Regions from separate parts of the Homo sapiens genome. Here region 2 is linked to region 1. The links are chromatin loops, found by intact Hi-C in ENCODE. Cell type or tissue: dorsolateral prefrontal cortex. All regions are shown on one strand. Each heading gives the region's core, and the rest is flanking DNA. Links, peaks and the distances in the headings are about the cores only.

Evidence for each region. Hi-C counts contacts between places; a loop is a spot of excess contacts. Peaks named below come from ENCODE experiments on the same cell type or tissue, not always from the same donor. Only the 100,000 strongest peaks of a DNase experiment are listed, where the experiment ranks them.
Region 2: it touches region 1 in a loop (2.0-fold over the local background); 1 of 110 quality-filtered maps calls a loop at or near these places.

Annotation. Positions count from the first base shown.
Region 1 is chr5:179,369,478-179,374,844 of GRCh38, reverse strand. LOC124901149 (a long non-coding RNA gene) reads right to left here and starts at 1,414. Exons shown (of 3, transcript XR_007059083.1): 1 at 926-1,414. In dorsolateral prefrontal cortex, for the core only: no CTCF peak of the experiment used is centred there; DNase peaks (open chromatin) are centred at 1,194, 1,464, 2,920 and 3,832; H3K4me3 peaks cover 656 bases.
Region 2 is chr5:179,483,678-179,489,044 of GRCh38, reverse strand. No RefSeq gene overlaps it. Among named protein-coding and RNA genes, the nearest start is that of RUFY1, 64 kb to the left of the region's middle. In dorsolateral prefrontal cortex, for the core only: no CTCF peak of the experiment used is centred there; DNase peaks (open chromatin) are centred at 2,077 and 2,610; H3K4me3 peaks cover 370 bases; H3K27ac peaks cover 550 bases.

The sequences.
Region 1 (5,367 bases), core at 252-5,251:
TCTGCCCTGACATCCTGAGTCCTCTGCCCCGACGTCCTCTGTGCCCTCTGCCCCAACGTCCTCCGTGCCCTCTGCCCCGACGTCCTCTGAGTCCTCTGCCCTGACGTCCTGCGTGCTCTCTGCCCCAATGTCCTCTGAGTCCTCTGCCCCGACGTCCTCCGTGCCCTCTGCCCCGACGTCCTCTGTGCTCTCTGCCCCGATGTCCTCTGAGCTCTCTGCCCTGATGTCCTCTGAGTCCTCTGCCCCGACGTCCTCCGTGCCCTCTGTCCCGACGTCCTCTGTGCCTTCTGCCCTGACGTCCTCCAAGTCCTCTGCCCCAACGTCCTCCGTGCCCTCTGCCCTGACGTCCTCTGAGTCCTCTGCACCGACGTCCTCTGTGCCCTCTGCCCCAACGCCCTCTGAGTCCTCTGCCCTGACGTCCTCCTTGCTCTCTGCCCTGACGTACTCTGTGCTCTCTGCCCTGACGTCCTCCAAGTCCTCTGCCCTGACGTCCTCCAAGTCCTCTGCCCGGACGTCCTCCGTGCCCTCTGACCTGAAGTCGGGGCCGCCTGACTGGACCATGACTCTCCACCTATGCCTGGCTGCCGAACAGCGTGAGGGCACTTCTGAGGGGGCAGAGAGTCCCTTGATGGGCCTGCCGCAGCCCTGGGCCTGGTGTGTCTCCCTTTGTCCCTGCTGGCCTCATCCATCTGACTGCATGCCTTCTGTACCCTGTGTCCTGGCTCCCTGCCTCGGCCCCTCTCTTGCAGTGGGACAGGGCACACACCCTGGACCCCGACGCTGATTGGCTGGGTGCAGACCTCGTACCCCAACACCCACAGCCCTGCCCTGTTCCCAGCTCCCAGAACACACCCTGGTCTCCTTCCTAGGGATTGAGACTCAGAATATGCAGCGTCCTCGTGAGCCACCTAGATGTCCTACTCACCCAGGCCTGTGGGGCCCTGCTCTCAGGCACCCCTTGCCAGGGTGTCCTCCTGTGTGAAGGAGCCTGCCTGCTTGGGGTGTGGAGCCACCCCAGGCTCCAGCTTGTGAGCTGGTCCATGAAAATTTGGTGCCTTCCTGGAGAGAGAAGCCTGCCGGCTTGGTAAGTGGGCTCAATCATGTGTTCCCTGGGGAGCCCTCCAGAGTCTGTCTGAATTGGAGAGGGAGCTCAGGTTATGGGAACCCATCTTGGCGGCCTGGCAGAGCCGTGGGCGTTTGAATTAGGATTCTTGGCTGCAACTGTCAGAAGCTGGCTCAGACCAGCTGACGGGCTCTTAGAACCAAACTGTTGCTGCGTCCAAGGGGCCCCGGCAGTAGGCGCAGCATGTCCAGACCCTCTCTCGTCCACTTCTGGGGCCTGGCCCAGGCCAGCTTCTTCCCCTCTAGGCTCCCGACAGTGGCAGACCCTCGCTTCAGAGCCGCTCCTCCAAGAGGAAATGTGCCTCAAGCCTTAGGTCCAGTCGGAAAGCACTGGGGAAGGATGCTGATTGGTCCGGCTTGGGCCGAACGTCCAATCCTGCCGCAGGAGGTGAGGCACTGCATTTGATTGACAGCTCTCCGCCCTACCACTGCGAGAGTGCGCAGCGTCCCAAAGAGGGCGAGGGGTGGTGTGGACAGCTCTGTCCCTTATCGAGGGGGAGCACTGAGGTTCCTGGCATGTGGTCGAGACCCTCCTCACAGCTGTTCAGGTGTGGGACGGGAAGACAAAGAAGACCACTGGTCTCACAATTTGGGACACAGCAGAAGCCCACGCTCCTGGTGCCGGCGTTGACATGTGCTAGCAATGACGGTGCCCCCATAATGGACAGGCCCTGTGCCAGGCGCTTTAAATGAACAATACCGAATAGGCCTGAACCTTCCCACAGGTATGACTATTCCTATTTTTAATAGGAGGAAACTGAGGCTCAGAGACTTAAAGTGACTGTAAGAGGCCAAAAAATTACCAGCCTGGCAGAGCTATAGCTGAGTCAGGGTCTGCCCAGCTCCAAAACCTGGGCCCTTCCTCCAAAAACGCTGCCACCCACAGACAAGGCCAAATAGAAAGAGAAGACTCTTCAAAATACAATGTGATGGAAACAAAACAACACACCGTAAATGTAAAACAAGAAAAATATGCCAGATGAAATGAGCCAACAGCTTCCTCAATCAATGGGCGAGATAAAACAGGAAAGGAGCTACAAAGATTTCTGAAAAGTTAAAAGTCGGGGAGTAAAGAGCACTAGCAACGGAGCAAACAAGGCCAAGGAAACTGAAATAGGGGACCTGAACATACGTGAGCCCAGAGCCTCGGGAAGGGCTGGAGCTGTGCGGTCTCCGGGAGTCTGGAGCTGGGCTCCGGCCTCCTGCTCCCCTTCCCCGGGGCCCAGGGCTGGCAGCCCCACACTGGCAAGGGGCTCAAGGAAGTTCTCACAGCCCGCCAGGATCCCTGGCTCTGGAATTGGGCACCCTGACCACACAAGCTGATGACACAGGGAGCGGATACACTGGGCTCTTGCCCAGGTCTGGGTTCAGTGCCCACTTCTGTAGCTGATCTAGGTGAATGAGGATGATGCTTTCCTGGTTCAACTACTTGGCATCTCCATGAAGGATCCTGCACATGCATCTGCTTACAGACTCCTGTCAAATCATAACTGCTCACATGGCAGACAGGCTCCCTGCAGTTTTCCCTGATCTAAGAGGATTAACTAGGAGGGCAGCAGACCTGGGGGCCTGTGGTGGTGGGTGGGGTCTTTAACCTGGATCCCATTCTCAGCCTCCCCCACAGGGGTCTGTCTCTGGCCCAGGAGGCCTGCCCAGCCCATACCAGCCTGGGTGGAGGCTGCAGGTTCAGTGGCTCCTGAGTCAAGCTGGGACTAGCTGGGCTGTGGTGTCTGGGAGCAGTATCTTCTCAGGAGCTTGCAGACAAGGGGATGTGCGTGTTGTTGCTGGGATACCGTAGCACTCTGGGAAGCTTGGCCCAGCTGCTCACTGGCAATGGCATTGATTTTTACCAAAGGGCTGTGCCATCTGTGTGGCCCTGCGGCTCCTGTGTCTGGGCAGGCCTGGGGCCTGGGGAGCAGGGGCTGGTTGCCAGGGGGCCAGAGAGCTCAGCTCTGAGCTGAGCATTGAAAGGGAGGCCTCTGCGGGGCTACAGTCCTTGGAGGGCAGCTCCTCTCTGGCCACCACTCCCTCACTCAGCACTCTCTCTGTGCCAGGCATTGGGAATGGTGCAATCAACTGCTATCCTCACGGGGCACAGCTTCTAGCTGGGGACACCAATGAGGCACACACAAGCCAGTGTAGGTGCTGGCGACCTTGGACAATTGTTGTCATGGCTCTGAGCCTTAGTTTTTTCATCTGTAACATGAGGATGGTTAAAATAGTTCCCACCTCTGAGGGATGTTGAGAGAAATGAGTGAGTTAAAGCATTTAGAATACTGCCTCACATGTGGTCAGTGCTGGACCAGTGTAATGGGGCGAATTGTGTTCCCCTACAATTCAGCGGTTGAAGTCCTACCACCAGTAGCTCTGAGTGTGCATAGATTAGGAGATAGGAACTTACGAAGTCATTAAATTCAAATGAGGTTACTCATCCAATATGACTGATGTCTTTATAAGAAGAGGAGTTTAGGACACAGACACACAGGGACAACCATGTGTGGAAGCTAGGGGAAGGCGGCCACCTGCAAGCCAAGGAGAGAGGGCTTGCAAGAAACCAACTCTGCCAACACCTTGAACTCGGACTTGCAGCCTCCAGGACTGCTAGACAATGGTTCTGCTGTTCTAGTCCCATAGTCCTTGCGGCTCTGTGATGGGAGCCCAGCTGATGAACACACACAGTCGTGCGGCTCTGTGACGGGAGCCCAGCTGATGAACACACACAGTCGTGTGGCTCTGTGTTGGGAGCCCAGCTGATGAACACAAGTGCTAGGCATCGTTGTTAGGTCCCGGGTGCTCAGCCCAAGGCAGCACAGCAGGCACTGGGAAGTCCGGGGTCTGAATCCTCAAGAGGAGATGACCAGACAGGGTGGCTGCAGAGAGAGCGAACGTCCTCCGGAGCAGAGGGCCCTCTGTGTCGAGGGAGTGGCATGGAGCTGCTCCCTGGGGAAGAGGGGGACTCTGCCGTTGCTGGGTGTGGATGGGGTCACCTGGAGGTGGCTCTGCACCTCGCGCTCCTTCCTGGCGTGGGAGTGGAGCCAGTGTGCGGGTGGCGTGTGGGACCCCCTCTCGGTGGGGGCCCGGCCTGCTCAGTGGTGCTGTTGTCTGTGCCATGTCCATCGTTCCCGAGGTTTTGCTGCTACACAACACAGCAGGCACATTCGTGTACAGGCCCTCTCTTGGGTACATGGTCGAGGTAGAAAAATGGGCATGTGGATTGTGAATTTTAATAGGTTTTTCTTTTAGACTCATCTTTTTAATGACATCTTAAAGCAGGGCCCGTGGGGCCTCTGGGCTCAGCAGCTGTGATGGAGGAGGCCCCCAAAGTCCCCCAAGGCAGGTTACTGCAGGAAGGCGCTATGAGGGGGCTCTGAGCTCCTTCTCCATTTCTTCCTATAATATCAATGGGGCTGGGATGGGGGTAGTGCTGAGGGTGAGGCAGACAGGAGACCACCTCTTCCAGCATATGGATAGAAGAAATGAGAAGGGGGCTGGGGGCTAAGAACTGGGAAAAGAGAAACTGCTAAGCTAGGGTCTGTCCCCCACACCTCTAAAATCTGCAGCCAGCACCTGGGAGCCCCACGTTCAAGCCCCCAGCTCTTCTCCCGTCCAGCTGGTGCCAAGCTGATAATCGCCACAGTGGATGGGTGAACCCATGCTGCTTTTTTTCAATGATCTTCCTGCATCAGACCTGGAGCTCCAAGGCAGTGAAATTGGGGATCTCCAGCTTGACCCTCATAGGAGGCCAGCTCCCATCTCCTTCTCCACACTGGGGAGGCTAAACAGAGCAGGCACACATCAGGTGCTCCTTGCCCCTGGGGAAGGCCGTGTGACTCCAGATGACTCCAAAGAAATGTAACCAGACAATTGTCCCTGATCTCTATTCCCTCAGCAGCGCTGGAGAGGACCCTTTTCCTGAGGCCGGGCACTGCTGTCCCAGTTGAGGAGGGACAAATGCCAGGGTTTCGTGTGCACATCCCTGGAGAGGGGTTGGGGCCCCACATCTCTGCCAGGGTTTACGGCCTCTCCTTCTCTTGAATGGATAGGATTGGGCTAGAAATCAGAGGGGACCTGGGGGTGCCACAGGATTGGGCTCCGGGCCTAGGCCTGGGAGAATGAGATGGGGCCTGCAGATGGGGGTTAAAGGCCCCTCCCCCAGCCCAGGAACGGCAAAGGAGAAGTTGGAGAAGAAGAGCAATAATTGAACGCCTGTTATGTATGGACGCTGTGCCAGGCACTGGCAGCCGA
Region 2 (5,367 bases), core at 296-5,295, 110 kb before region 1:
TAAATATATTTTAGCAGAGTTAATGAAAACTTGGAGTGCTTACAAAGTTGGATATCTTACATGTGTGACAAATTATATATAAACCAGATTTCATTTCCTGTTTTTTTTTTTATTTTTTCTTCTTTTTAATCAGCAAAGGAAAAATGGCAAGAAAACCAAGTCTCTTATCTTATAACTACACATTTTAGGGGAGAATGCATATTGAAACATTTTCAACATTTGCTGTTAAAATGAATACAATTTTACAAAAAGAACCCCCCCCCACACACACAAAGCATAAAGTTCTAGGCGATGATGAGCCCCTCATTCAGAAATGGTCCAGGCTTTGCCTCCGGGAGCCCGTTGGCCCCAGCCTGCTGCTGTTGGCAACCGCAGTGCCGTTTCCCTCACACATCTCTCATCACTATGGTGATTCTTGTTAAATAAAGTGAGCAGTCCCGATCATGTGCACTAGTGCCTTCTTCTGCGTTTAATCTGTGGCTGTCAGTTTCCACAACCCATCTATTCAATAAAGATTTGTTGATTATCTACTATGTGCTTGGGCCCAGTGACGCAAAGATGAATAGGACAAGATGCTTGCCCTTGAGGAAGCTTCATGTAGGGGAGAAGAGGCAGAACAGTTAGATTCCATGGATCCTCTGGCATTTGGAGTCCAACTTTACATGTTTTTGTGAAGTGACTGAATTTAACAATGTCTTATGCTTGTATAATTTTTCAAAAAATATGTTTAACTTTCAAATGGGAGATGCATGACATAGTTCAAACCATCAAAATGATATGAAAAGATATCCCCACCTGCTCATTCTCCTTCCCCCACCTCCCCCTCTAGGCAACCTTTTTCTTTGAGACAGTCTTGCTCTGTTGCCCAGGTTGGAGTGCAGTGGAGCGATCTTGGCTCACTGCAAGCTCCGCCTCCCGGGTTCACGCCATTCTCCTGCCTCAGCCTCCCGAGTAGCTGGGACTACAGGCACCCCCCACCACGCCCAGCTAATTTTTTGTATTTTTAGTAGAGACGGGGTTTCACCATGTTAGCCAAGATGGTCTCAATCTCCTGACCTTGTGATCCGCTCATCTCGGCCTCCCAAAGTGCTGGGATTACAGGCGTGAGCCACCACACCTGGCCATATATATATATATATGGAGTGTCGCTCTGTCACCCAGGCTGAAGTGCAATGGTGTGATCTTGGCTCACTGCAACCTCTGCCTCCCGGTTTAAGCAATTCTTCTGCCTCAGCCTCCTGAGTAGGTGGGATTACAGGCATGCGCCACCACGCCTGGCTAATTTTTGTATTTTTAGTAGAGACGGGGTTTCACCATGTTGGCCAGGCTGGTCTTGAACTCCTGACCTCAGGTGATCTGGCCGCCTTGGCCTCCCAAAGTGCTGGGATTACAGGCGTGAGCCACCGCGCCCGGCCGAGTCAGAATATTTCTAACCCTTTCTTATTTCCCAGTACCAACAAATATTTGCACCCTTTTTTTCAAAGTACTGTATTTGTTTTTGGGTACTATTAAAGTTTCTATTCGCAAAAGGAAAGCCACCCGTCAGTGGACAATGTGGTACACTTGCTGTGTGGTGTTCAGATGAGAACGCACTGAGGGAACTAAGTGTCGCAGGGGTGATGTGGAGGGCAGGCTGGCTGGGGTCCACATTCAAGCTGTCGAGCACCCGGAGGGAAGATCAGGGCCAGACTGTGAAGAACGTGAGCTGCCATGCACTCAGAGCTCTGGGTTTTTCCTGCAAGCAATGGGCAGCCACAGAGGGTTTCACAAAGGAGGAAGGAGGAGGCCAGAACTCCGTTAAGGCAGATGTGAATTCCAGTGGCTGTGAAGGATGGGGAAGAGACTGCAGTGATTCTGTAACTTTTAATTGCTCCATTTACCTGCTATGGTAGCACATGAATGCTACCACTCCTTACATGACATGGAGGGGCCTGGGGAGAAACCCTGGGGACGAGGAATCTCTCTACAATGCTTTCCGACTGCAAAGGTTGAGGGCCACTTTCCCACTGGCTTCCTCAAGAGCGGTCCTTGTCATCGCCATGCAGTGCATGTTGATTCAAACACTATGTGAGTCACTTCAGGCTCACAGAGCAGCTGGTGCCTCAGAACCAGGGCTCCGTATCCTCGAATCGAAGCGTGAGATTGTTTATCCCTTTCAAGGGAGCAAACCATTAGTGGGGCAATACCTTGTTCCAGACACGGTGAAGAGGGGGCGGCAGGGCTGAGAAGAGAAGCCCAGCTTCCCGAGGCTCTGCTCAGCTGCCTTCTGCCCACCCAGTGGCCCTGCCAGCTGTGTTCGTCTGGCTCCTCAAGCAGCGATGCTGTGTGCGGTTTCCATGGCAGTGGGCCCCGGAGGGCAGCCGGGGACACAGCCAGGTGGCTCGCAGCTCACCTGACTGGCTGTTGGCAGGAGGCAGGCGGCCTCCTTCTGCTCCTCTGTTCCTGGAGCTTTCAGAATGTCTTCAGTTACTCCCTTTAGGAGTCTGATCTCTGTGTGAGAGAAACTTAAAGTTCTGGGCTTATAAAGGGTACACTTTATCTCCGAGCGATTGCCTGGCAGTCATGCAGAATGCCAGGGCGGAAAAGTACCGGGAAAGCGCACATCTCTGCAAGGGAGGCTGGAACTCAGGGGCCCAGCTTCCCACGGTGGGCAGCAAGAGCACGCTTTGCACAGAGGAAAGACAGGCTCCGCCTGCAAGGGCCACAGGATGACCTTCACAGGGCCATTGGCACCCGGCCCTTGGGGCTCAGGGTCTGGCATCTTTGATTCATGAACTCAAGAAAACTGTGTGGGTCAGAGTTGCCTCCTGCAGCACACAACTGCTGGCTTACTCACTGTCTTCGCTCCAGGGAGGACTCATCACAGGGTTATTAGGAATCCAGAATCTAGTGGGGGAAACAAAAGCTCTCAAACAGAGAAGAAGTCAAAGTCAGGTCCAAGTTCACGTTGAGCCTTTTCAGCAAGTGCTTCCTGCTCCAAGTTGTAGGCTGTGGCTGCTGAGCTCCCAGCCTGGGGTACTGGGCAAGCCAGGCATGGGGCTCGGCCCTCAGGGTGGGTTCTGGCAGACCACAGGCTTTATGCGAGGAGCTAACACTTAAAAGAATTGCTTGACAGGGATGGAGAGAAAGGCCTGGGGCCAAGGACTCAGGCTCTGTCTCCAGAAATGAAGATGTTCCAGCAGTTTCCATCCAATAGAGACATGAATGTTGGGTCCGCTGGAACACGAGACAGAGCAAAGCTCTTCCTATCTGCTTAGGACCCTAAAGAAATGGCCCTGGGGCCACCTGTTCTTCTAGACTTGTTGAAGGATCAACAGCGGAGTGAAACATATTTTAGTATCAAGCACCACCGGGAAACAAAAAATAAAACTCACTGGGCCGGGCGCGGGGTCTCACGCCTGTAATCCCAGCACTGTGGGAGGCTGAGGCGGGCGGATCACGAGGTCAGGAGATCAAGACCAGCCTGGCTAACAGGGTGAAACCCCGTCTCTACTAAAAATACAAAAAATTAGCTGGGCGTGGTGGCGGGCGCCTGTAGTCCCAGCTACTCGGGAGGCAGAGGCAGGAGAATGGCGTGAACCTGGGAGGTGGGGCTTGCAGTGAGCGGTGATCACGCCACTGCACTCCAGCCTGAGTGACAGAGCGAGACTCCATCTCAAAAAAATAAAAAAAATAAAAATAAATAAAACTCACTTGAAGACCACACACGAGACAAAAGCAGATTTCGTTTTCTTAAGGGGCAACATCTTTTTTGCGCTAATCACCTACCATTAAATCATGAACAAAGACAGTGAAATTCCTGTTGGTAACCCCCAAACTAATTAAGTACATTTCTTGGGTTCTGTATTATGAGCAGTTAGAGGAGACGGAGAGGGAGGGGTAAGTCCATTCAATCGCACTGCAGGAAAACAGTTTTGAAGTACTTACTAGGTTTTAGGTTCCAAAGTAGGAACTGAGAGACCTAGCCCATGTCCCCAGTGGCTGGGGTTTGCTGGGCATTCAGGAAAGCAAGCGGCCAGCCAGTAGGTAGATGGAGGCCCAATGCCCTGGTCCTGGGGCAGCGGCTGGAATGAGAGGGCCGGCCGGCATGGGGGTGTGGACTCCATGTTGCCCACAGAAGAGGCCTTTAAACAGGACAGATGGGATTCTCAGAGACCACCCTGGCTGGTGGCTGGGGCAGGGGAGATGAGACTGTCATGGAGACAGAGAATCTAGTGAGACGTCTGCAGTGGAAAGCCAGAGGGCAAACAGTGGAGGTGTGAGTGGAGGGTGGGTGCGAATTCTCAAAACCCCTGGGCTGGCCCAATGCCTGGGTATAGGAGGAGAGAGAGGGAGGAGCCTGGCCAGACTCCGCAGCTTCTGGCCTGGGCAGCAGCAAGGAAGACCATGCCATTCACCAGGATGAGGACTGGGAGGGCGCCTCGGGGGGTGTGTTGGTGTAGGATAGTGGGAAAGAGAATGATGAGTTTGAATTTAATTGATTTTATTAGGTAGTGTATTGGTCAGGGCTCTACCACAGAAACAGAAGCAGTATGTATATCCATATATACAGAGAGAGAGAGATGCATTGCAAGGAACTGGCTTCCCCAAAGGTGGGGCTGTCAGGGCAAGTCAGGAATCCGTAGGCCAGGGCACTGGAAGGGCAGGCGGGAACTCTCTGGCAGGCGCCGACGCTGCAGTCCAGACAGGGTTTCTCCTTCCTCAGGGAAGCCTCAGTTCTGCTCAAGGCCTTTCATCCTATTGGATGAGGCTGACCCAGGTTACCAAGGATAATCTCCTTTTCTTAAAATTGGCTGACTGCAGACGTGATTTGCATCTACAAAATGCCTTACAGAACACCTAGGCTAGTGTTGAGTTTGTTAGAATCAATTAAAATGAAGACCAGGTCTGAAGAATCCTTGAGCAGACAAAGCCAGTTAGGCCTATATGCGACCTTCACCTTGTTTGATTTGCAAACATAAGTGAAACTTAACTTGAGCTATTTCTTATAAATGTCTATGTTAAAGAGAAACAGAACTTAAGCTCAACTAGTCAGAATCAGCCAAAAAACTTCTCATTATATAACTAAGGACTTTCCAGTGGGATAGACCAAATAAGGCAACTTATAATTATAACCAATTAAATATTTTCTCAGCATCTCTTCCACATTTACCCTAAAACATCTGTGCCTCTGCGTCCTCAGTGCAACCCTCCAACCACCTCTGGTTTGGAGCTGCCTGATTCGTGAATCACTCTTTGCTCAAATAAACTCTTTAACATTTTATTGTCTTGGTTTACTTTTTTAACAGATTAAATAACCGAGTACTATTGTCTAGCCAAGTTGACACCTAAAGCTGACCATCGTGGCCAGGTGCCGTGGCTCACATC